5 separate regions of the Mus musculus genome follow, and all the other regions are linked to region 1. Evidence: chromatin loops called from intact Hi-C (ENCODE). Cell type or tissue: left cerebral cortex. All regions are shown on one strand. Region 1 holds the start of Cntn1 (contactin 1). Region 2 has its middle 82 kb from the start of Cntn1. Region 3 overlaps Cntn1 (contactin 1). Region 4 overlaps Cntn1 (contactin 1). Region 5 overlaps Cntn1 (contactin 1).

Region 1 (5,000 bases):
TCAACTGGGGTTCCCTTTTTCTAGGAAAGTCTAGTTTTCTCAAAAAAAAAAAAAAATAATTAGTAAAACCTTTTTTCAGAAATGCATTTCTTTGTCTAGCTAGATAATGAAACAAGTACTACATAAGGTTAACCACATAAGACTAAGTGTGATGGACAAGGTTTCCACTTGTATTATCGTCCAAGGCGATCCAGGTTGTAGCTTTAAAAACGGCATGTAGTTGATAAATGTGGATTCTGTATAATAATCAGTAGTAGCTCTGCTTATTCACAGTCAACTGTGTTCCCACTCCCACAGTGCAAACATGCTCAGATATTTAAGAAAAGCTTCCTGACAAACCTAGATGCCAACTCTGTTATTCTTTCCTGGAATACCATGAGAGTAAAACTAAGAATGAAACACTCCCCAAATCAGATAATCAGGCAGTTGGGGTGGCAAATTCAACACCAGCTCCCCTCTGATATATTAGAATATCTAGGAGTTCAGAAATTAATTCTGAAGCATATAAAGAAAAAAGTTACCCCAGCACATATTTTTGCTGATATCAACACTATTTAAATTTATTACAGGGACTAATAATTACGGAAAACTGCAGAGTCTTATATTTGAAGAGGAATGCACAGTAGACTTTAGTAATAGTAGAGTTGAGATTTGTGACAGATTTTAAGCCCACTATTTGTTCCTCCTGAATCTCAATTTTTTTTTGAATTTACGGAAAAAAAAATAAATGTACAAACATTTATAAAAGGAAGGTCCATGCAATACAAATACGTCTGAAATATCATGTCGGCACAAATTTATATAAGCCACAAGAAAGATGCGTCCAAGGAACTACATCAAAACTATCTCAGATGGTCATACCAGTTCCACAATCCTGCATCCTGAAAAGTGGGTGGGTCCTTTCCAGACCCCAGAGAGTAGCTAGCTACAAGTTACCACACAGATAAATTTATTTCCAAATAGCCAAGATATACAAGCATGCGCACAATATTGTGCACCAGTGAATTAATAAACTATTGTAGATATGATATATACTAATGTGATGCCTTTATATACTTCAAGCTGCAATGGTCGATATGCACCATGAATCCGAAAAACGTGGGATAAAACCCAGAAATCCATTCAAAATAATAATAATTTTGGAATACATCCCTTTCTGTAAGCTACAGAAACGTTATCCCGAGTGTGAAGGTAGGGAGGGGGTTGTTACTCTGAGTTTCTCTCTTCCCTGGCTTCCCCCCCGCCCCCCCAATGAAGAATCTGATTCTATTTTACCCCTCCCACCCCGTGCTTGCAGATTGCTTGAGAAGACCAAGGCAGCCTGCTCAGCAGCAAAGAAACCGGCTGGCTGCGCAGGAGCTATATATAGCTCCTCCACCTTGGAGATGTGCACACACAGGCACACATACTGATGCCCATGCTGGATTTGGCATGGGGGGAGAAAAAGGACAGCCAGAAATGGCTACACCTCTCACTTCTTGCTTCTTTCCCACCATTCCTATTTTCCCCCCAGGATTTTTCCCAGCAGGGTATCTGATTTCCCTGCAATTCTTCTCCCTACTGCTACCAGCAATCTGATTCCAGCAGGAATCGGCACTGGGCCAACACCCAGTGCCCAAATGCGGTCACCCAGGGAGGATGCTTTGGAGCTCATCCTGACACAGCCACTTGATTAGATGAAGTGGTAGTTCCCCGTAGGAAACAGCGAGGCCGGTGGGAAACTGCCTTTCTGCCCTGCCCAATCCGCAGAACCTTGTGGAGGAGGTACGTTGGCTTTCCCTCAGATTGGATACATCAGAAAATGCGGAGATTCTCCCCAGTCACCAAGCCCTAAGGGAGCTGGTTTTTAGCCAGGGGAAGTACAAGCCCCTGCCTTCCTCATGGCCATCACCGGCAGCCAGCGCTGTGCTGGAGGGTACCCCGCAGGTGCGGGGGAGGGGAGCAGGCGGCGCCCCGCATGCGGAGCAGTTGAAGAGCTCACAGGACCCGCGGCTCCTGCAGCTGGCACGTCTGCGACCCCAGCCCCCAACCTCATCGACAGGGCAAACCCCAGGCCTGACCCCGCAGCAAGCTGCTGCGTCTGCGAGGAAAGTTGCCCAGACGCAGTGCCCCTTGGGGCCCCTTTCAGCAACCCTTCCCGGTGCATCACCCCGGCTCCAGCATCCAGACCATCACCACCCCCTCCATCCCATCTTCTGATTGGTGTCATAGGTGTCGCGGTGACAGCTACAGCGACCCCGGGAGCCGGGGTAACCAGGGCGGGGCAGGGGCTGGGTGGCCTCAGGGAAGCACGCGTTCCCTGTGCTCTGCAGAAGGGCGAGCCTGCCTCCTACCTGTTCCCCACTCCTGTCGCCTCCTCGCTGCCTGGCCCTACAGCTTTCCCGCTCCCGCTGCAAACAGCTGGGAGCGCATCTCCCACCAGCCCAGCGCCACTCCTCGCTTAGGCGGAGCCCACCCTAGCTACTTGACAGCAGTAGCCGGGGCCTCAGAGTGCAGTTATTGGGGCCGCGGGGAGAGGAGGCGGGGACCGGAGGGAAACTTGCACCTTTGATTGGACAGAGGAGATGTCATTCTCAACTCTAGGGTTTCTGTGGACTGACTCTTAGCTTCTGAGCCCACCAGCGAAGAGTCCTTGTAGTCCGCGGATTGAAAACCTTCTGCTTCTGGGTCAGAGGGCCTCTGAGAAGGGAAACTACCCTTAGAAACTACCATTAAAGGTTCCAAGAGGGAGGGAGGATCTGCCAAAGCCAGATCTCTGGAACTTTTAAAAGAGATTCTCTGCTCCTGGAGATTCAACCAGGGGCACCAGCAGAGGCAAAAAAAAATGCTCAGTATGAACGTGGACTTCAGTGAAGAAACAGAAAACGGGATGCACAATTAAGCGGAAAGAAATCGCAGTCAAATCAGAAATGGTGATTTTGTTCCTTTGCAGTTGCCTATCATTGACCACATAGGTCATGAAAGATTTCCTCAGAGCAAAAATTGTAGAAACTCTATATACCATTTAACCAAAATTTGCTTACATAGGGTCCTGTATTTAAAATGGGGGAAAATGCTATAAAATAAACGTTCAGAGTAAAGCAAACTGAGACATTTGCCATGGGCAATTCCGTGGGTGACAAGTGTTTATTTAAAGTAATGGCACAATACTGATCGATAACCAGTCTCTCACATGCTCAAGTTGTGGGGGGGGGGGGGGGGGTATATGAAACCAGACAGCTGGGTGAACCTAAGTCTGTTTTTTAAGAGGGCAAAATGCCTTTGTGCTCAAGTGTCACCTCTGCTATCTATCCAGGTGGAACCAGAAAGCTATATCTGAGGGACTCCTTAGCGAAAGACCAAGGAGAACTGTAAATAAAATTGGAGTAGTGTGTTCTCTCAGGACCTATTGAGGAAAGAAGACACCCACTTCTTCCAAAGAGCTCCATTTGTCTTCTAGCTAGGTAACTTAACCATCTTAACGCATGCTGAACATAAGAAAGAATGAATGTACATGGATGGGTTGGTAAAAGACCAGCCTCCTGGACCAAAGAGAAGGCTGATGCTACCCAAAGCTAAGTGCAGATGGTCAGTGCTCAGATTTTTAATACCATCGGGTCCATCTTGCTGTATTCTCTTTACAGCACTGTAAGACTCAGTCTTTACAGAAGAGGAGGGGGGGGTGTAATATACAAGGAACAATTGATTCGATCTGTTTGCCAGAGATAGTCTTGCAATTGCTACAAAGTATCAACAGCTCCTGAGTTGTTCCCTGCCCACCCCCCCATAACATGCCTGCTAGCTTTCTATCTTCTTCCTTTAATACACACTCCAGTTTTCCTACTGAACTGCACCAAATTCCTGGATTACAGTGCGCTTGTCCTGTGCCATCCATATTTTCTGCCCTGTAACAAAGCTGAGCAGCAATGAGATGCAGAACTCGGAACGGGAGCCTGGCAGGACAAAAATTAGCAAACAGCCTAGTAGGGAATGAGTTTTCAATGTTAGTATCTCTTGATTGTTCAATAAATCTAAACTACCTGGGCTTTGTGCTGCCTTCCAATACACTCTCCTCTGGGAGGAGAAAGCATAGAATGAAAGGGGAAAAAATACTGAATATTCAGTTTCATGAGCATTGCAACAGTCAATGAGCAGACTACTAAAAACTCCACCATTTCCTCTTCTTATCCCTTCGTTCTTCACTGAACAAGTATTAGCATTATAGATGCGTTACGGGCAAGCAAGGATAAACTGGCTTTTTTGGAGGTTATTTCTTTCTAAGCACATACTGCTGGTTGTGTATTTCCTGACCTCATAAACATGTGTGTGCATGCACACAAAGAGTTATTAATTGCATTCAGATTATTTCTATCTCACCAGGCGTATTTATTTTCAAATAAGGTACTCTCGCCGGGTTTTTGTAACAGCTCTCCTCAGAGAGCAAAGTCTGTGCGCCTGTTCACGGCACACCTATGTTTCTATTTGCACAGGAACGCTAGCAATGCCTGCTGCACAGCACTTTGCTCTTTGCCAAACCAATTTCACGTACTCTGGGATCTGTGCTGTTACAATTCCGAGCTTAATCCTAATAGATGCGCAACAGGACTAAATACTTGCTCCAGTGAACATCTAGACACAAATAGAGCTCAGCTTGTAAGACCAAACAATCATTATTTTTTTTCCACTACATAAATTTATCTGGTATGGGCCGTGTCCAGCTCCCTCCCTTTCTCCTCCCTGAATCATCTTCTTATTGATGGTTTTTTTTTCAAAACAATTACATTGGTATATTCATTTCCCCATATTTACAAAATGTGTGAAAGCACCCTCTTACATTAGCGACTACTCAGGGCACAATCAGTAGCTAAGCATGAGATCTGTTCCACAAGGCTGAGATCACAGCTGGTGAGTCTGGGACTTGAGGCATGAAGAAAGCTGATGAGAAGCCAAATGAGCAGGTTCACTTTCCAGGCTACTTTCCTCACTAGAGCTAGGAGGGCATTGTTGGAACACAGTCTGGA
Region 2 (5,000 bases), 82 kb after region 1:
TGACAATGACTATAGCTCCGGTTTCCAGAATGAAAGCAACTGTAGCCCTCCCTATCCTGCCCAGTGGTCAAGAACAAGCAAAGGGCATGCTTCTCCTCATGGGGACATTCTCTGTCTCATTACCCCTTGGCTAACCTTAGCAATGTGCAACTGCTGGTGAAAATAGGAAACTTCCCAACCTCCCCCACACTCCTATCCCATACCTACCCTCGCTGGTAAGTGAAGGAAGACTCAGATTCTTAAACGGACCCCTCTGTGGGTTACTTCCCAAATAAAGGCAAATTGCTAGTGTTTTATCTGTTTTCTGTCTTTCCTTCTTGCTGCGTTCTCTCTCTCTCTCTCTCTCTCTCTCTCTCTCTCTCTCTTTCTCTCTCTCTCTTCCTCCCTTTCTCTCCCCTCTCTGGGATCTCTTACTTGTGTGTAACCCTAATTAGAATGTTGGAGGGTGGGGCTTCTTCTCCATTGTTTTTTGTCTTTTGTTGTTGTTGTTGTTGAACAGGGTCTCCCAGTGAGCCAGACGCTCTCCATTTAGGCTGGCTGGCTAGTGAGCTCAGGATCCACCAGTCTTTGCCCATGACACAGACACAGTCTCTCTAATTCTTCATAATGCTCATCATACCGTGAGCCTTCTATTTGATGTTTCATCATCCCATAGCTGACAAAGGCATCAGGCATACATGTTTTTGTTTGCTTGGCACAGAGCAGAGTACATGCTTGGTTAGTAAAGCCCTGGGTGGGCAAGCGGGTAAGAAGCTATAAATAAGTATTGCAGGGCTAGCAGGATAGCTCGGAAGGTAAAGAATGTTCCTTGCATACCTAATAACCTAAGTTCTGTCCCTGGATCCTAAGTGGGAAGGAGAGCACTGACTCCTGAAGGTCATCTAACTGCCTGTGCACATACCCACATGCGTACATCACACACATGTATGCTCTCACACACTGTGCACACACATAACCCAGGCACACACTCAAATAGCACTTACATCAAACACACACACACACATGCACACATCACACAAACACATGCTGTCACACACACACACATATTCTTATGCCTGTTACAGGCATACACATAGCTTTCTCATATCACACATACACACACTCTCACATATCACACACATACCATCACATACATACCGTTACACATGTTCACATATCACAAAACACTCATACACTCAGTCACACATCACACATACTCATACTCATATACACACTCATTCTTTCACATATGTCATAATACACACTCACACACATACACACCTATCTCAGATGTCACAAACATGCCCTCTCTCTCTCTCTCTCTTTCTCTCTCTCTCTCTCTCTCTCTCTCTCTCTCTCTCTCTCTCTCTCTCTCTCTCTCTTTCCCACACACAAAAAATAATATTTTTAAATTCTTATAGAAACAAAAACAATCTTTACCCTAGCCTAAGGGACAGTGAAGGGCAGAAAAGCATCCTGGAGATGCTTTATTTGAAATGAGTTGTGAAAAATAAGTGAAATCCTGTCAGGTAAAAAGGCAGATTATTAAAGGCTTTTTGCAATCTAAGTGCTGAGTTCTGACAGAAGGTAATGGTCTCAAAGACTAAGAAAATCACCACAGATGTGACCGAATCTCCATCAGGAGCACCCGAGACAGCCACGAATGCTTTTGGTTTTTTGTTTGTTTGTTTGGTTGGTTGGTTGGTTTCGTTTTAACTTTTGACCTCCATTGGTAACAAGTGAATTAATTAACTTTCAAATATAAATTTTATCATATGCTATTTATATTAAAACACTTAGGTTGAAATTGAGTATTTTCTTGGAAAGGAAACCTATTCTTTTTAATGACATAAATCTGTGAATTTGAATTATTTTTTCTTTTTTCTAGACAGCTTATTACCCAGGGGAATTTTCACATTGAATCTGTAAACTGGCGGTGGAGGTTGGGAGCTAGCTCAGTGAGTAACAGCACTTGGTGTTCACACATGAAGCTCTGAGTTCAAATCTCCAGCATCCATGTTAAAAAACAAAACAAAACAAAACAAAACAAAACAAAACAAAACAAAACAAAACAAAACAAAACAAAATAGACACCGATGCAAATACCTGAAACCCTAGGATAAGAGGGAGGAGACAGGCAGATGACAGCTCATTGGCAGACAGCCTAGCTTAAACTGTGAGCTTCAGACTCAGGAAGAGACCCTGTCTCAAATGAACAAGACAAAGAGTAATACTGGAAAAAACACCAGGCACCCTCCTCTGGCTTCTGCTTATTTATAAATGAATGTATAAGCCCCCATATAAAAAGGTATGCAACATAAACGTGCGTGCGCACAAACACACACACACACACACCACCCCCAAATAAACAAGTAAATAAGTAAAAATAAACACCAACCGGAAATAAGCTGATGGATTGATGGATACTTTAGTCTGTCGGGAAACTGGTCATAGTCTGATAATTTAAATGAGGACAAAACTAAGAGCCATGTAAGTGTTGCGAGAGGAGGTGACTCTTTGCTGCCACCTGGTGGCAGTCCGTTTTGCCACTGGACCCTCTTCCGAGCCTAATTTTAGATCTCCCTGAGGCTTTTAAGCCTCCAGAAACTACAATGAAACAATTTCCAGAGAAGGGTGCGCCTCCCACCTGACTGGGGCCACTACAGCGTTTGAGATGTCCAACGCTTTTCGCTACTTCTTTAGCAGCTAAGAGATGGGAAGACAACAGGATTAATCCATTATGGTAGATAACGGAGTCTAAGACGTGGAATTGAGAAGAAACTCGTGTTCCTGAACAGAACTCAGGACTGTTTCTTCGGAAACCGTCCCGATCACTAGGACTTCTTAGTCCGTTTTCTCGAACCGCTCCCTTGTACAAACAAATATGGCCTTTGAACCACTAGTCTACACACTCGTTTAAGAAGTGAATGGGACAAAAAGCACCAAACAGACTTGGGACGCACATCCCAGTGAGGACAGAAATATACATACGAGATCCTCTGAGTGTTGTAAATTATAATTGACATTCAGGAAGCAGGTGTGAGCGGCATGCCAGTGAGAGGACATCAAAGGATGAGGTGAGGGTGGCCTCCTGAGGACATGCACTTGAGATCTAAGGGAAGAAGATGTGCCAGTCACACAGGATTTAGCATGACCGTATTTGAGAGAAGTGTAAAGGCAGTAAGATGGCTAAGCCTGGACCACTCGATGTACACTATAGTTTCTACTTTAGTGGATTGAGGTTTCTAAGGCAAGGCAGTGGAAGATGAAGCTAGACCTAGGTAGTATTGGTTCCTGGGGCCTCTCAAAGGGAGATTAGAATTTGTTGTAAGTACAATGAATAAACATCGTCACGATTTGGGCAAAAGAATACCAGGCAATTTACATATTAAGTTTACTTCCTGGTAGCAAACAAGGCATTAAAACAAGACCACAAAGAAATAGATTTTATGAGCCACTGCGATCTCAGAAAACGTAGCTGGACAGACATTGGCAGGCTTCGAGGCCACTGATGACAGATATAGGTTGGATCGGTTGTGGACTCAAACTCCTGTTTTAGAAAGGGATTCATTTGGAAGAAAGGTATTTCTTTCTTGTCAAAAGAAGAAATCTGAGCTCCGCCTCTGCCCTGACTGGGTACCTGACATTCCAGGCTCCAAAACCATTACATCACTCTTTTCTTACAGTGGTTCTCAACCTTCCTGATGCTGTGACCATCTGACATAGTTTCTCATGTTCATCACCCTTCCCTGCAGGGGTCCTCAAGTTTCCTGATGCTGTGACCAGTTGATACAGTTGATACAGTTACTCATGTTGTGGTGACCCCCCCCCCATAAAATTATTTTTGTTGCTACTTTATAACTGCAATTTTGCTGCTGTGATGAATTATAATGTAATTATACATGTTTCCAATGGTCTTTGGGGGTCACGACCTGCACGTTGAAAACCCCTGCCCAAGAGTGACCATAGAGGACCCAGACAATCACCTGACTGGGAGACCACCCATCAGAAGAGAGGCTCATGGAGGGCATCCCCTAATGTGATGGAGAGAATAATTCTCTCGTTCTGTTATGAGATAATGTACCTATTCCCCAAGCAGCCCCTCCGTCCATGCAACTGCTACAGAGCTCCACTGCTGTTCTTACTCAATAACCATAACTTTTCCTATCCTCTCTTCCTTTCTCTTCCATGGATATCAGCCCAAATCCTAAGCACACTTGCTATGACTCTCTGAAAATACTCTCCTATTCTTCTCTAAAAAATCCCTCCATTTGATGAAGCTGTGTGCCTAATGACTTGCTGAACTTTCCTGTTCTCTTGGCCCCTTCCTCAGAAGACAGGGCTTTTCATCTTCCCCATCACCTTCCTCTTGGAACTGCAAAGATTCATAGCTTCTCTGCTGTGTCTACACACACACACACATACACACACACACACACACACACACACACACACACACACACACACACACACACCAAAGAACATACAGACCCAGAAACCAAAAGGAAACTTGTCCATTGTAGAGAAAAGGATGTCAGGAAGAATATTCATTAAAAATCAACTATGTTCAATTGTTTGAAGTCTGTTCACAAAACGGTGGTTGGGTACAGGCCTCTAATCCCAGCAACAATGAAGCATAGGCAGGCAGATCAAAGGCTATCCCAGGCTGCATAGTCTGTCACTATCTCAAGATTTTTTTTTAAAAAGATGTTTGCTAGTAAAATGGAAAATAACTTCATACTATTAATGAGTTTTATTTATTTTGATTTATTTTAATTCATGTCACTTTACTATGTTGGAATAAATATCCAATGTATGTATACAACATATATGCACATGTGTGTATATATATATATGTATATATGTACATATATATGTTTGCTAAAAAATAGTAAAATTAATACCTAAGTTATACTGAAAGAAAATAAAATTTCTACATCTCAGGATGCCATGAAAGGAATAACAAGAAAGTTTGTATTCTGGAGAGTATAAAGGATGGATTGGTGAGTTTTTACATCATG
Region 3 (5,000 bases), 180 kb before region 1:
ACCTCTGGAAACCTGTGTTCTCCAGGTTATATATAGTTTTCCAGAGGAAGACTTGAAGGTACACCCCTGGACCTGATGTGCTAATGACATCTGAAATCCTTTCCTAGCCTCACCGGCTCATTTGATAGTTTTTGCTCTGGTTGTAGAGCAGAAACCCAAATGTTTTATTCCATCTTAAAATCATTTTCCTTGGCCCCATTCTATTTCAGTGACAGAGGAACATTTTTGTTTTTAACTTGATTTTCTTTGGAAAAAAAAATACGTAAGTGGAAGTACTGAATTTTTGAAATATGAATTACCAAAGTAAGGAAAGATTCATGTGTTTTATCTACAATTCTCTTTACCACGCTATTTTAATATTACTGTTTCTTGACCTATCTCACCCTTCCTGGCGATGACTTGTGAAAATGTTGTTTTCACCCTGTGATATATTTATCAAGGATAAACATCTTGACATAAAATCACAAACCAGATATTAATTATCACGTCCAGCTCCCCTCTCAATGTAGAGCTGTCCTTTAGAACAAACTCCAATTTTTATGCTAACAAGTACTTTTTTAAAGTTTTCCATTATTGGGCCCTGTAAGAAAAAAATGAGCTAATTCAAATTTAAAATGACCAACTAACTAAAATACAGGTTAATAAATCCCAGACCAGAGAAGTTAAATGCTGAAGAGCAGAATATTTTCAGACAAGGGCGCTGAGGAGAGGCACACAGTACTCTGTATATATTGGATACTGTCTCAATAACTAGTTCTCAGCCCGTGGGGCCTTCAGTGAGAGCACTAGCATCATTTCCCTGGTGCTGATTGCAGAGAACCATTCAGGGTTCTTCAGAAAGTAGTTATGATTTCTTTTACATCATCTTCAGAACACCCGTAGTCCCCTGCCTATGCTGAGCCCACCCAAAGCCCATTCTTCTGTACAATACATTTTTTCTCTAGCACGCTGTTGTCAGCAGTCTGTTTCCTTCTTTTATCCTTTTTGCTGAACTCTTATGGCTGTGTTTACTAATATGTCTTGGTGGTCACGTAGAACTATTATAACTGAAAACTTCACAGGTGCCATACTTGTCTCAACAACAACAACAACCTGCCACCTGTAAATGAACAGGTGCCATGACTTTTGAAAAATAAAACGCACATTATCACTGCGTTGGTTGCAATGATAAGGCAGTAGGGTCTATATTCACAGTGACAAGATTTTTAAATTTTACTTATTCGTGTGTATGTATCTGAGTGTGTGTGTGTGTGTGTGTGTTGTGTGTAGATATATATGTTGGTGTGCATGTGTGTAATGTATACATGTGTGATATTTGGGGTGTGTGTGTGTGTGTGTGTGTGTGTGCTTGCTTTCTACCCATGGAAGCCAGAAGAGGGCATTGGATTCTATGGAGATGAAGTTACAAGCAACTGTGAACCACTCAACATGGATGTTGGCAATTGAACATGGTGCTTCTGCAAGAGTAGTCGGCATGTTTCAACTCTGAACCATCTCTCCAGGAGAAGTGATTTTAATGGAAGAGAATGGCTGAGGTAGTTAACCATCCCACAGTCGACACCCTCACATGATATTTACATAGACTTGGATCAATAATTAAAACACATGTAACTTCACTTCGAATAAATCCACCCTCTAAAAAGCTTATGATTACTTACACCCGAAGCTCAGAGTTGCCTCCGTGCTCCTGACCATTCCGTAGTTGTTGGATGCCAGGCAGTAGTACACCCCAGCGTCTTTCTGTTTGTCCGGGTTGTTGATAACAAGGTTTCCTCCGACCATACTGTACCGATCGTTTGTCAGGTCCACGTCCCCGTTATTCATTCTCCATCTAGAGAAAAAGACGTTAGTGTTACACTGAAACTCGTAAGTCTGGGAACTGTCGGGCTAACTTTACTCTGAAGTAATTCAAGTACGGTTCTCTGTGAAGGGAGATGATCATGTACACGAATCGACGGGGTTTCTAAATGATCGAGGATCCCGAGTATTTTGAAACATGAATAATGATTTAGCTAAGGTGGCAAAATGTGCAAACTCCCAACACTTTCCCACATCTTAAATGAAGAAGTATCCTAAAGGAAAATGGGTTATTGAATTCTATTCCTAAGATTGACTTCATGTATTCCAGAGATGAAGTTCATTATTTAGACATGAGCATACTTGATAGCCATATTCTGCTAGGTAGTTTCACAGGCACCTAGATACCTTGCATAAAATATTAAGACATATCTCGAGCAAAATTAAAATAAGAAGTATGAGTATCTGGCTAAGTAGCACAGCGATTTTTCAATAAAACTAAAGGAGACGGGCTGTGTGGTCAGCCATTAACACGCGTTGACCACTAGAGGGAGATCACGCAGTTTAAAATTGCTCTACTGGGTCTTAATCCAAACCACAAATGAAGTGGTAAATTCAAATTTTCTTCATCCTCAAGATATTATTTAGTGGTGCCTTTTCATATTATTGAGGGGCAACTTTTGTTGAAAGCATTTTCATCCACTGTATATTTGTATGTGTAACAGTGTCAATGAAAAATATCGTGGCTAACAACACTACTCTAGGAAGGAGACATTATTTAAAGTGGAATTCTGCCTTTTCTGAGTGAGTTGGAGAGAAGAATGCATGTAAAAAGACGTTTCACTTATGATTATAGTAAAAAAATTTTTTTTACAATTATGCTGTGCCGTGCCAGGGTCTATCTGTTTAAGCAATGTCCCAGGAAAAACATCAGATAAAAGTCCTGACCTTGAAGATCAGGGGGGCAGCTGTGGCTAGTTTCCAGATGCCAAATACATTCCTGATACAAGTGAAAGTAATGAAAAAACTGCATGACTTCAGAGTGTGTTTGTAAGTCAGGTCCCTAGGACATTTCCCTGTTATAATCCTTATGGGCTAAGAGCTCATTTCAAAAGCAAGAACACACAGCGTTCGTTCCGTTCTTGCTTGCTGCAATCACTCCAAATCACCTGCTTTGATTTCAGCAGGGCCAGTCTTGCCCTGGGCATGTGGAAGTGGTTTGGGGTGATCATCCCACAGGTTTCCTGGTCAGGCAACTTCAATGGTCGCGATTCTCCCCTGCTTTATTGGGTCCAAGTTGTGTTAATTACTTTGACTTCCTGTGGCTGGGGTTGTTTAGGGAATCATAATTTTATGCCTTGCTGTGTTTGGATAAATTCATGGTCTATTTTCAGAAATGTGTGTTGAGACCACTGGGCCTTCAGATAAGCTTTTATTGCAGCGCTCGCTTCTTGGGGGCGGAGAGTGGGAAAAAGTGTGTCAAGGCTGATGAGGGGCAAAGAAAATTCCTTGTTGTACCTCTCACCTTTCAGAAGGCCACCATGAATAATCCATCACCACAGAACACGCTCCAGATATAAAACTACTGTGCGAAGGACACAGTGAGTGATTACTGTGGACAGTATGGTTTCTTCTGTCATTCACAACATTTGAAAATCATCCTTTCTACCCAAACAAGTCTCTCATCTTCTCTTCCCCTTTATGCTTTTATATTGCAGTCTGATGCAGCTGCCTCTTTCAGGATTAAACGTCTACTTGGCGCCCCCAGCTCCCTATATTAATATACGGACAGTCAAGCCAGATCAAGCTGGGCTTTAGTTTGGCTAAAACCTGTTGGGTGGAGGGGGGGCATATTTTGCATTCATACAGCCTCTGTGCGGAGAAGGTCCATACCCCTGCCCATGCCATGTTCCTAGAAACACTGAGCACACACAGCACCTGCTGAATGGTTGCTTCCAAGCCAGGCTGGAGGCTGCTGGCGAGGCCAGTATCTCAGAATCCTCATCGCTGAAATAGGCTTGAGATTTACACACTATCTTTAGATATCATCGCACCTGTGCTTTGGTCAGGCATCTGTATTTAACTTACATGGTCAAGCCAATGTATCTAATTTAGTATTTAGCATCCTGTCTTGTAAAATTTCTGTAGATACATTTCCTCCACAGACTATCACCTATGCCAGCCCATGCCCAAGACCCTGTACAGAGGTCATTGAAGTAATTTTAGCAACCAAATAACTGTTAGAACAATTGTGTTCTTTGTAATTTATGTTGTCCACCCATGCACAAAATTGAAGCCATAAAAATAATGCCAGGATGGTGATTTTTATGCCTAAATTCATATCTTACTGTAAGAGTAATTTTATAATGATAGCCAGAGGCAGGAAAAAATGAACACAATTAGAATTAAGTGGTGAGAAAGAGATTTTTTTCCCTATAATAATTTTGTATAATAATAGAAAGCCATTTTATAGTAGGAAGGATGCCTACTATCGAAAATTAATTAATTCATAGACTTCAATTCAATCAGGTGATAATTGTCCACTGCAGTCCCAATTTCCCATAAATCACTTTGTGGGTTTCCCCCCCCCCCCCAGGAAACACTTCACAAAAGAAATTCAAATTCACTGGCATTTGGTTAACTTTCAGTCTTTGAATAAGATTACATTCATAAGTTTATACAATTGTATAAACTCTCTGTAGCACAGAAACCCATTTTTAACCATAAGAAAGTTTTTATGATCGCACAAAGAAGTCACTCAGGAACATCAATCAAAAGAGACACTGATGCAGCTCAGAAGGGAGATATACTTAAGACACAGTTATTTTTTGTACATGCTGGAAATACAGCTCAGTGGTAGAGTGTTTGCCTCACATGCATGAGCACCTAGGTTCAATCCTAGCAACGCAGGAAACTTTCTGCATTGTCAGAAATAGAGATTTGTGATCACTGAGAAAGGGTAACACATTCTGGAACTGTCTATGCGAAGAACTCTGAATGTAGTTCCTATAGAAATATTACTGGTCACCCAATGATTTGAGTTATCAAGGATAGTGCACATAAAATTATTTCATCTTCAAACGTATATACTTAATGCTTTTATGCAATATTTGTTTGTTCTGAAGCTTCAGTTCCGTTAGATGATATCAAATCTACAAGTATTGTCACCGAATAAGTAAATTCTTACATATATTTAAGAAAAT
Region 4 (5,000 bases), 170 kb before region 1:
GCAAAAGCTATATTGTTTAGCACAAACTTCTTGACATTATTGGTTCTTTCTTCACTGAGAGAATCAGGATGTTTAGGACTTGGGTTTTAAATACTCTGGCACCTCCATCACTTAGGGTGATGGGTAAGAAGTAACATTGTACCAATTTAACATTCCTAACTATGCAATACTGTGAGTTCTTCCTTAAGTCCAATTTTTTAAAAGGATGGAGAAGATTGGATTAGCAGATTACGTTATATAGACTAAATTTTGCTTGGCTATTCATCACAGGTAGAGTCCATCATGAATTTATAGACCCCTTGGACCTTGAACCATTTCTTCAACTCTTAGACATGGCTACAAATATTTCCAGGATCCTTCATATCTGACTGTACCTTAAACGTAAAGTCTGTTGTAGCTGGAGAGAACCTAGACAACGTAGGGCCATGACATTTCTTTCAGAGGAGTCTGGGAAAGATTTCTTTTTGTAAACAGAGATAGAAGATGGGGGGGGGGAGAAAAAGGAGAAGAGGGAGAGGGAGAAAGAGAGGGAGAGAAATGTCCCGTCTTCACTTAGAATACTGTCTGTTCATGGGTGATAGCCAGCTGTGCACTTCAGGGAAAGCTTGAAGTGGCTTACTGCATTACATCACAGGTAGCAAAGAGGCAGTTGTTGAAACTTGCTATATTCAAAGAAGATATATCAACGGATTGAAAAGAACAAGCATAGGAAAGAACTTTTTTGTTACATTGGTGTGAAGAAGATGGACTAGTATAGAGTTTGAAAATAACATGTATTATTATTATTATTATTATTATTATTATTATTATTATTTATTGGTTTGTTAAGACAGGGTCTTTCTATGTAAGCATGGGTGTTCTGGAACTCTCTATGTAGACCAGACTTGTCTTGGATATCCATCTGCCTCTTCTCCTTCCAAGTGCTGGGATAAAAGCCATGTGTCACGATTCTCCCAGTATATGGAATGTATATGTGTTGATAGAGATAGCCATAAAGAGGGAGAAGTTGACAATAGGGAAAGAGAAAGTGGACATTTTCTGTGGCAACAGGTTAGATGGACCATATGAGATAGAACTACTGCATAAGAGCACAACAGGGTGTGGTGAGCCCTAGAAATGGCAGCACAGCACTGTTGCAGATATGAGCAGTGGTCAAAGAATATAGGGGCAGCCTATGGAATTGCCTTCTCGTCATTTCTAATCTCCCTACATAATTCCAGCCAAACCCAACATGTTGATGTCAGAATGCACAAGTATTTTAGAGGTGTGAAGAGAGAGAGCCCTATGACATGACTGAGGGGGGAAATGGCCATGTAAAGAAATGTTGTGTTTGCTGGGCAATCTTAGTATTCCACCTGAAGTGAAGGGTCACAAAGTTAACATAAAGGAAGTGTCCATATTGGTCATCAGGTAGATGAACATATGTATGTATTATGTCTTTCCTCAGAAATTCACCTTGCAAAAGGGGGGACTTTGGTATGCGCAGAGGCAAGGTCATGTGAGGAGCCACGGGGAGAAGCCAGGAACAGCCGAAGGCAGGCACTGGAGTTATGCCTTTACAATCACAGGGCCATATGGGGCCAACGGCAGCTGGAGGAGGCAAGGATTCTGCAGGTTCTAAGGGACTGTGGTTATGCTAACACCTTGAGTCTAGGTTCTATTTTCTAGGGATGTGAAAAAGATAAATGTATGTTCTTAGTGACTCAGCTAGAGATGTTTTATGATGTCAGTGCAAAGAAATGCCTGCACTTACTTATTTTAGTACTATAAACCTTGACTGCAATTAAAAATAAACCATTACACTTAACTCAGCAGCAGGGTTTCCAGTAGTTTATGGTTTATTTGACAATAAAATACTTTCTGATGAAATTCCTGTGAATATTCTATAGAAATTGCAAGTCTTTCTTTCTTTCTTTCTCTCTTTCTTTCTTCCATCCTTCTTTCGTTTCTTTCTTTGTTTCTTTCTTCCTTCCTTTCTTCCTTCCTTCCTTTCTTTCTTTCTTTCTTTCTTTCTTTCTTTCTTTCTTTCTTTCTCTCTCTCTTTCTTTCTTTCGCTCTTTTAAACTGTTATCAGTCACCCTGTTTATTTAGAATTTGTACAATTTCTACTTGTTAAACTACTTCAGGGTTCCTTGTGTACGTACAACATCCATCATTAAACACACCTTGAAACATATATCATTCCTCTAATGCAAATTCCATTTTTTTCTTCAAGAACTGTTTTTTTTTCATATTCCCTACTTATGATAAGGTTCTTGAAGTCTAGTCACTGCTTTTTATAAAACTTACATGTAGTGATTGCCAGCTCACAACGTAGGAGGGAAATGGCTTTGACAGGATTTGGGCTAAGATTGTTCTTTAAACCTACAAGTAGAAATTCTTTCCCAGTCCAAATGGCATCATTTGGATTTGCCCTGGAGTTTGTCACACGGGATGCCAGCAGTTCTTCCTGACTTTGTATTGTGTCATTCTGCAGTGGTTTTAGTTGGTTTGCAGTTACTAGTCACTGGGCACATGGCCTATCAGTCACAATGCCAGCTCCACTCACTGTGTTTTCTGTGAGGGTCTTGCAGTAAAAACCCCAAGTTGACTTTTGCATATTGAAAACAGAAGTTTATATATGCAAAATCTGCAAGCTTAGCCAGTGAGTTCCAGCTGGAGAGGCAGATCCAAATTGGTCTTTGCTACACCTCTTACTTCAGCAAAAACAGGAGACTCAGACCAGCAGGACTGGTTGTTACATTCAATACATCTCAAACAGGAACTTTTTATACCATCTGTTGGATCCTAACTGCACCGAGTCTTAAGTTCCCATAGGCATTAACTTGAGTTTTCTCTCTTGAAGCAGACAAAAGGCTTACAAAATGGTTGTTTTAATCTTTTATTATTATTATAACTAATTGATTATTTTATTAATTTACATTTCAAATGTCCCCCTTCCCTGTCTCTCCTCTGCAAACCCTGCATCCCCTCCCCTTTGCCTCTAGAAGCATACTCCCCCAGACGCCCACCCACTGCTGCCTCATCCCTCTAGCATCCACCTACACTGGGGCATCAAGCCTCCATAGGAAGAAGGGCCTCCCCTCTCATTGATGCCAGATAAGGCAACCCTGTAACTGGAGCCATGGACCTATCCATGTACTGTTACAAAGTATATAAGACAAATGGAAACTGCATTGAATAGTTCCATCTGCCTAAGCCTGGTGTGTGTGTGTGTGTGTGTGTGTGTGTGTGTGTGTGTGTGTGTGTGTGTTTGTGTTTGTGTGTGTGTGTGTGTTTGATTGTCTTTCAACAATCAAGCAAGCTTTTTTATGATCTAAGAAAAAATACCTTACAAGATTTCTAAGTGACCCAACAATAGTAATTACCATCAAGTTTAGAGTGACCATAGCTTAAAGCAGAAATCAAATATAATTACACACACACATACATACATACATACATACATACATACATACATATATACATACATACATACACACACACACCCAAGCTATTTAAAACTTACCTCCATGACCATATCTTCTGTGCCAGGTAAAGTCTAAAAAGAAAAAGAATAAGAAAAAGATTTTTATGTCAACTAATTCTTTCAGGTGTGTTTAACTTGGGAAGAATCAATGAAATGGGACAAAATACTCTTCACACAAGATTGATGTATCTTTACACCTGTTCAAATATTTTTTCTTGTTTCTACACTATATAGTAGTAGCACTGTTTGCCATCAATAGGATTAGTATGAATTTGAGAGACTAATAAAACGCTTTATATTTCATTTGTAATAAAATTTAATAACCATATAATATTTATCCATGTATACTTATATGTACATTATGCATGCGACTATATATGCACTTATGTAGATTCATACCATTATTGTGGCTCTGTATATTTACTATTGCCTTTAAATGCTTCAGCACCAACTGTGGAACAGGATGGGGACAAAGGATAGAAAATCACCTTGGTTCCTGGGAGTGAAGAATTCCAACACAACTACCACGTGCTCAAGGTCTTGGTCCTTTCCTAGCTTTCTAGGGTTATCAGCAGGGCCCCTCTTATATATATATTGTCTCATACATTACATCCAGACCAATTTCCCCTCCAACTCCTTCCTCACATCTCCCCTCTCCTCAGATCAACTCTTCTGTTTCCCTACAAAAAATAGTAGGCCTTCCAGGAATATCATTTACCATGGCCTAACAAGTTGCAATAAACTCTCATATCACAGCTGGAAGTGGCAACCCAGTAGGAAGAAAAAAAAATCTCAATTATAGACAAAACAGTCAGAAACATGTTCCCACTCCCACTGTGGGAGACCCACCAGAACACCAAGCTACACAACCTTAGGTTGAGGAGAAGACCTAGCCCAGATACATAGGAGGTCCCTGTTTGTTGCTTCAGTTTCTGAGAGCAGAAAATTGGGAATTGATCTGCCTTAAGACCCAGCTATACCATTCTTGGGCATATTCTCAAAAGACACATCATTCTACCACTTGCTCAACCATGGTCATTTACAGATTTATTCATAATAGCCAAAAGCTGGAAACAACCTAGATGTCCCTCAATCAAAAAATGGAGGGGGGATGGGATAAAGGGTTTTCAGAGGGGAAACCAGGAAAGGGGATAACATCTGAAATGTAAATAAAGAAAAAATATCTAATTGAAAAAAAAAAGAGAAAGAAATGTAGTACATTTAAACAATGGAGTATTAGTCAGCTGTTAAAAACAATAATATCATGAAATTTGAAGGCAAAGACACCCACAAAAGATCATCCCAAATGAGGTAAAACAGACCCAGGCAGATAAACATGGTGTATACTTACTGACAAGTGGACATTAGCTATTAAATAAAGAGCAATCATGCTGCTACAATCTACAGGTCAAGAGAAGCTAAGTAACAAGGAGGCCTCAAGGGTAGATGCATGAATCTCCCTGCGAAGAGGTAATAGAATAGATTTTGTGGGTGTGGATGATAGCAAGAGGGATTGGGCAGCACAGGGTGT
Region 5 (5,000 bases), 110 kb before region 1:
TCTGTCCTCTGTTTCATGATTGACTTCAGAACAGATGCTTGGAACCTAATCAATGATACTTCTCATGAATATTCTACTACCAGGATCCACTTTAAAACTGGCAATACTTGTGTCTTCAGTTCTTCTATGACTTTTGCCAAATACTTTTGGCTGACAGTATATTGTACTTCCGCTCTCAAGTTTTTGTTTATTTGATCCCATTGAACATCAAGTCCATCTTCTCATGCTTATACAGGGCCAGAAACCACATTAGATCCTTAAATATACACTTATCACACTAGGTTGCCCTTGAGAGGAAATGTGTTGAGAAATTACAATAAAATGGAGTGAAAAAGAGGGTCAGTTGGTGAAAGAGACACTAAGCTGTTTTTATAAGACTGAACCTCCAGTCAGTTCTTTTTTTGTTTGCCTGTTTTTTGTTTGTTTTGTTTTGTTTTGTTTTTGTGAGATAGGATCTCTCTATGTAGCCTGAAACTCACAGAGATCCACGTGCCTCTGTGTGGGGATTAATGGCAGACAGCACCACACACCTCAGTCAATTTCAAAGAGCATTTCTGGGGACTGGAGAGATGGCATCACAGTTAAGATCCTTTGCATCTATTCCACTGGAACCAAGTTCAGTTGCTGGCACGGAATCCGGTGACTCACATTCAGCCATAAGTACTACCAGCTCTAGCAGCCAATGCTTACTTCTGCCTTCTGGGAACACACACACACACACACACACACACACACAAGCACATCATACACACAGTTACACATAATTAAGGTGTAGTAAAAAGTAAATTCTTAAAAAAAGAGTATATATGAAAAGTATTTCATATAGTATATTCAGGGAAAATGTTTCAGAAGGGACTACTTTGGACATTTTTCCAATGGGAGACAAAGGAGACGAAGTTTCTCCTTGCCAATCTTTGTTACGGTTCATACAGGGAAAGCTTTGTGGCTTTTGCAAGGATGGAGCTCAGGACAGTCCCTGGGATTCCCTAAGGGGTGCTTTCTTACTGTGCAAATAAGCTATTATTTAATCAATTTGTGTATGTGTTAATGTTTGTGAAAATTGGAGCAACATCCCTCTTCAAATATTGATTGCCATGTCTCTTAATCTCCCACAAGTGATTCACAACACCCACAGTCTTAGCTGAATTATTTTTATATGTGTGTGCTATTTTGCATGATTCTAACCTTTTTTTCATTTGTCCTAATAAGGTTTAGTTGTATAGGCTTGACAAGAACAGATCGGGAAATGAGAGAGAGAAGAAAACTTGTTATTCCCACAGATAACATGAAAAAAGAATATATCACTGTTGGTCCAATATGCGTGGAGTCTGGTTGGGAAGTAGAAGAGAAAGCACACTCCTCTACTTCAATTTGTTACAAAGTGGGTCCATTTCATATCTATATCATACATACTCCCTATAGGAAAATTTATGAGTCTATCATTTTGAGATGTTCATGCCTCCTGATGTCTCACTCTAAAATATTAACAAAAAATTTTTAAATGTATCACCAAACTTTACATTAATGAACTACATTCAGAATTCCTGAAAGACTAGTGTTTAATAAGCTTGATGCATATAAAATCCCAGTTCTATTGATTCCCATTTCATAGTTTGTATTTTGTGTCTGGCTACTACATCCATCCCTCAGCCAGATGCAACACACAGTACTGTTATCACTCTCACCACTCAGTATTTACTACTCATCCTTAGGCAACAGCATCCCTAAGTTTCTGTCCCCCTCCTGTCTTCTCCATTTTCCTTTGGATGCTAAGAACCACCTCGGGCAGTAGGCATTTGAGAACTGAATACTGTGGCTCAGCATCAGGAGACTCCAATAGGCAGGTACTTCCCTTCCCTCAGAGAGAACTCCACCTGTGACTTCCCTAGTGTGACTGGACTAGACTAGTCCTACAGACTGAACACATCAGCAGGTGTAAGCCGTCTGTGCCACACCAGGCTGCTGACACAGGCCCAGGGGATGGAGGAATGCTGGCAGAAAGGCTGTGTTCTGGGAAAGGATTGGGAAGTGGATAGCCTGGCGGCTTCTCACTGTTACGGATTTCTTTGTTTTTCAGGAAAATGAAGCCCATTGAACCAGAAAACAATCTGGTTGGCTTTCTTGACTTTGGTGACTGATAGATGGTGACCATATTTTTAAAATTTAGTCTCAACAAATATGCTTCATGCATATTATAGGTCTTATAACTTATGAATTATTATATTGCATATATATATTCACTAATAATGTAAATGTACTTGGAAAAGCATCCTTAAGGAATCTCATAGTTTAAGCCTTTCAGTGAATACTTATTGATCTAGTTTTATACCCTAAAATGAAGCTTAGGGATTCGTGTGCTGGACATTTAGTTGCACTTAGGAACTGCCATGTTGAGCAAACAGTTTTAATTCACAAAACCCTATTACCGATAAGGTCACGGAGTACTCTGTGTTCAGTTTGCTAAGTCTACAATTGTCATAAGCTTAATTTTTAAAAACAGCAGGAAAAAAATAACTCTAATTTCCAAGTAAATTTTACAGTATTCTTTTGTAATTCTTGTCATTTTGGAATACGGTGTTCTTGGCAGCCAAGGAAGAACATAGGTAAAAGTCAGGATGCCAGGAGGCAGGGGGGGAGGGGGAGGGAAGGGGGGTTAGGATGGGGTGGAGAACTCTGGGAGGGGATACCAGGAGGGAGGGGCAACATTTGGGCTGTACATAAATAAAGTAATGAATTTTTAAAAAGTCAAACTGTCTCATTTCTGACAAGGTCTTCCCTCAAGGACATGTTGTTGCAAATCGTTCTCTTTACTTACATCTGCTAAAAATAAAAAAATAAAATTAAATTAAAAAAAAGCAAGGCAGTTTTTTGGGTATGACCGAGTACTGCTGCATTTTCGGGTCTGATCACCTTTGAGAACAATTTGAAATGAGGACGTCAAGGTAAGAATCTGAGCTGAGCCCAAGCCCAGCCACAGCCCTGCTAAAACTTCTCCAGCAGGAGGTGACTTCCACTTACCGATTCAGCTCACTCCCAGGCTGCCCCTCCCCACTCGGCCAGCACCCATCTAAGCAAGGCGCACACATCTAAGTTCCTGCACGTTCTCGAAAAGCCATTGCATGAAAAATAAATACTTCACACCCATACCGTCTGATATATGAAATAATGTCATCTCTCGGTTTACACAGTAATAAGTGAGGCTGGACGAGGAAATCTATACCATCGGCACCGCGTCACCGTTATCCCAACTGGGCACATTCTCCTTTGCAATTACCTAACCTAGAGAAAAATCGTGGACTCACCGTGTGGGTTGAATCATCTGCCGATCTTGCTATAATATCTGCTTCAAATTGCCCCTTTGAATAGACTCAGGGAGAGTTATGACACAATGGGCTTCTCTTCTGCAGCAGAAGGCAAGTTAAAAGGACCTCATGCTGTGACCTCAGAGGCAGGCATAGCCGCTCCCATCCTTCAGCCAACCTTCTGCAAAGAACAGGTTATAAGACTGCAAAGCTGGATCTCCACATAGCGATACTTTCAAATAAAGCATTCTGGGCTGTGAGCTGTGGATTTACATTCCCGAACCTGGCTGGCTGGAGTCAATGCTGCTTCTGTGCCTGAAAATATTAAGCATTTCACTGCAGTCGCTTCATGCAAGAAACTATCTGAGGCGACTTCACAAACCCTGTCATTCTGTTCAGGGACTAAAGAATGAGCAGGGCATGCATAATTCATGCATTGGAGTCTTCAATGCACTTCCTGTAGCCTGGGCTCTACCCAGTAATGGGCTATTGATCACCTCATCCCTAAGACAATCGCAGAGCCCTGATTGGTTTATTTCCACAAATAAAATTACAACCTAAATCATAGGCAGAAGTCTCCAGCCCGGCTGCAGCCTCTCAGGGAAGATATTCTCAGTGCCGAAATGACATCTGCAAGCTGCAGAATGTCGAAGCTGGACTCTTTGGGGGCAGAAACGACAGAATCTGCTGTTTTCGTTCGTTTGAAAGGGCAAACTCAGTGCAGGATCAACCCAGGTATTCCATACTACCGGTATAACGCACAGAGCTGTTTCCTTCTCTGTCACCGCAGAGACATCAACAAGAACAAATGAAAATTAAGACAAAAATTACATAAAAGACACACACGCGGCAGCAAGTAGTAGAAGCGTTTTTACCTGCCTCCTTCAGTCACAGTTCTTAGAAGAATTATTCTAAAATAGTTAGCTTGTCATTTCGGCGATGTGGAAAGGGTCCCTTCTATTCGAAATCACAGCGGATCATGTGATTATCTCTATTAAATATTCTAGACCATAATTACTTTTTATTCTGGGTGTGTCAATGTTCTGAGTTTTTTTTTTCCCCTCTGAGCATTTAAGCTTCAAAGAACATATCATTGTTTACACTGGCTGGAAAAAAAACCCCAGCTGTTCAACAAGATGTACATTTAATTATGCCTAGATTCACTATAAAGAAAGAAACAGGTCCTAGCACTTTAAAATGCCATCATAGTATTTGCAGAAATACTACTGTGGGAGGTCCTTGTGAAAATGTGTGTATCTATAATTAGTGAACATCCACTACTCAAAGACCTCTGGACTAAAACTAGTTGTCTGGTGTTTCTACACAGGAGGTGCAAACATAAGCTCCTGAAGCTGCTGAAAGCTATGAAGTCATGTCTTCCCAAAGCCTTTTTAAACACACACACATGAGTGCACACAAACACACTTGCAATTGATATTCCTATGCTATCACACTTGATTCCCTCATAAATCCAGAGGGAAACATTCTTGCCTTGGGGCTAAAAAACTACAATGTGAGAACAACCATTTTCTTACCCAGCACTGTAGATGGTGCAGAGCAATTGCCTTTTAGAGAAGCATGACTGTGTGGTCTTCAATCTGTCAACCAACAGTAGATTCTAGCTTTTAGAGGCAGTACAGGTATTGATGGAGACACAGGTGCAGTGGAGAGATAAGTTGAAAACTGGTCCTTTTTTTC

The links. Peaks named below come from ENCODE experiments on the same cell type or tissue, not always from the same donor. Only the 100,000 strongest peaks of a DNase experiment are listed, where the experiment ranks them.
Region 2: a loop joins it to region 1, with 2.4 times the contacts of the local background. A loop is called at or near these places in 3 of 42 quality-filtered maps.
Region 3: a loop joins it to region 1, with 3 times the contacts of the local background. A loop is called at or near these places in 5 of 42 quality-filtered maps.
Region 4: a loop joins it to region 1, with 5 times the contacts of the local background. A loop is called at or near these places in 5 of 42 quality-filtered maps.
Region 5: a loop joins it to region 1, with 7 times the contacts of the local background. A loop is called at or near these places in 5 of 42 quality-filtered maps.

The regions. Positions count from the first base shown.
Region 1 is chr15:92,048,657-92,053,656 of GRCm38, reverse strand. Cntn1 (contactin 1) reads right to left here and starts at 2,492. Exons shown (of 24, transcript NM_001159648.1): 1 at 2,334-2,492. In left cerebral cortex, a CTCF peak has its summit at 2,406; DNase peaks (open chromatin) are centred at 1,413, 1,617, 1,828, 2,521 and 1 more place; H3K4me3 peaks cover 2,838 bases; H3K27ac peaks cover 1,919 bases.
Region 2 is chr15:91,967,085-91,972,084 of GRCm38, reverse strand. No RefSeq gene overlaps it. Among named protein-coding and RNA genes, the nearest start is that of Cntn1, 82 kb to the left of the region's middle. In left cerebral cortex, a CTCF peak has its summit at 2,513 (motif pointing left); DNase peaks (open chromatin) are centred at 15, 2,511 and 2,801.
Region 3 is chr15:92,228,932-92,233,931 of GRCm38, reverse strand. Cntn1 (contactin 1) reads right to left here. Exons shown (of 24, transcript NM_001159648.1): 5 at 1,659-1,831. Among named protein-coding and RNA genes, the nearest start is that of Gm36901, 30 kb to the right of the region's middle. In left cerebral cortex, a CTCF peak has its summit at 2,340 (motif pointing right); a DNase peak (open chromatin) is centred at 2,347.
Region 4 is chr15:92,218,988-92,223,987 of GRCm38, reverse strand. Cntn1 (contactin 1) reads right to left here. Exons shown (of 24, transcript NM_001159648.1): 3 at 3,509-3,541. Among named protein-coding and RNA genes, the nearest start is that of Gm36901, 21 kb to the right of the region's middle. In left cerebral cortex, no CTCF peak of the experiment used is centred here; DNase peaks (open chromatin) are centred at 1,625, 2,356 and 2,643; H3K27ac peaks cover 425 bases.
Region 5 is chr15:92,159,964-92,164,963 of GRCm38, reverse strand. The region is part of intron 1 of Cntn1 (contactin 1); the gene reads right to left. Among named protein-coding and RNA genes, the nearest start is that of Gm36901, 39 kb to the left of the region's middle. In left cerebral cortex, a CTCF peak has its summit at 2,983; DNase peaks (open chromatin) are centred at 633, 3,073, 3,288 and 3,679; H3K4me3 peaks cover 2,619 bases; H3K27ac peaks cover 1,722 bases.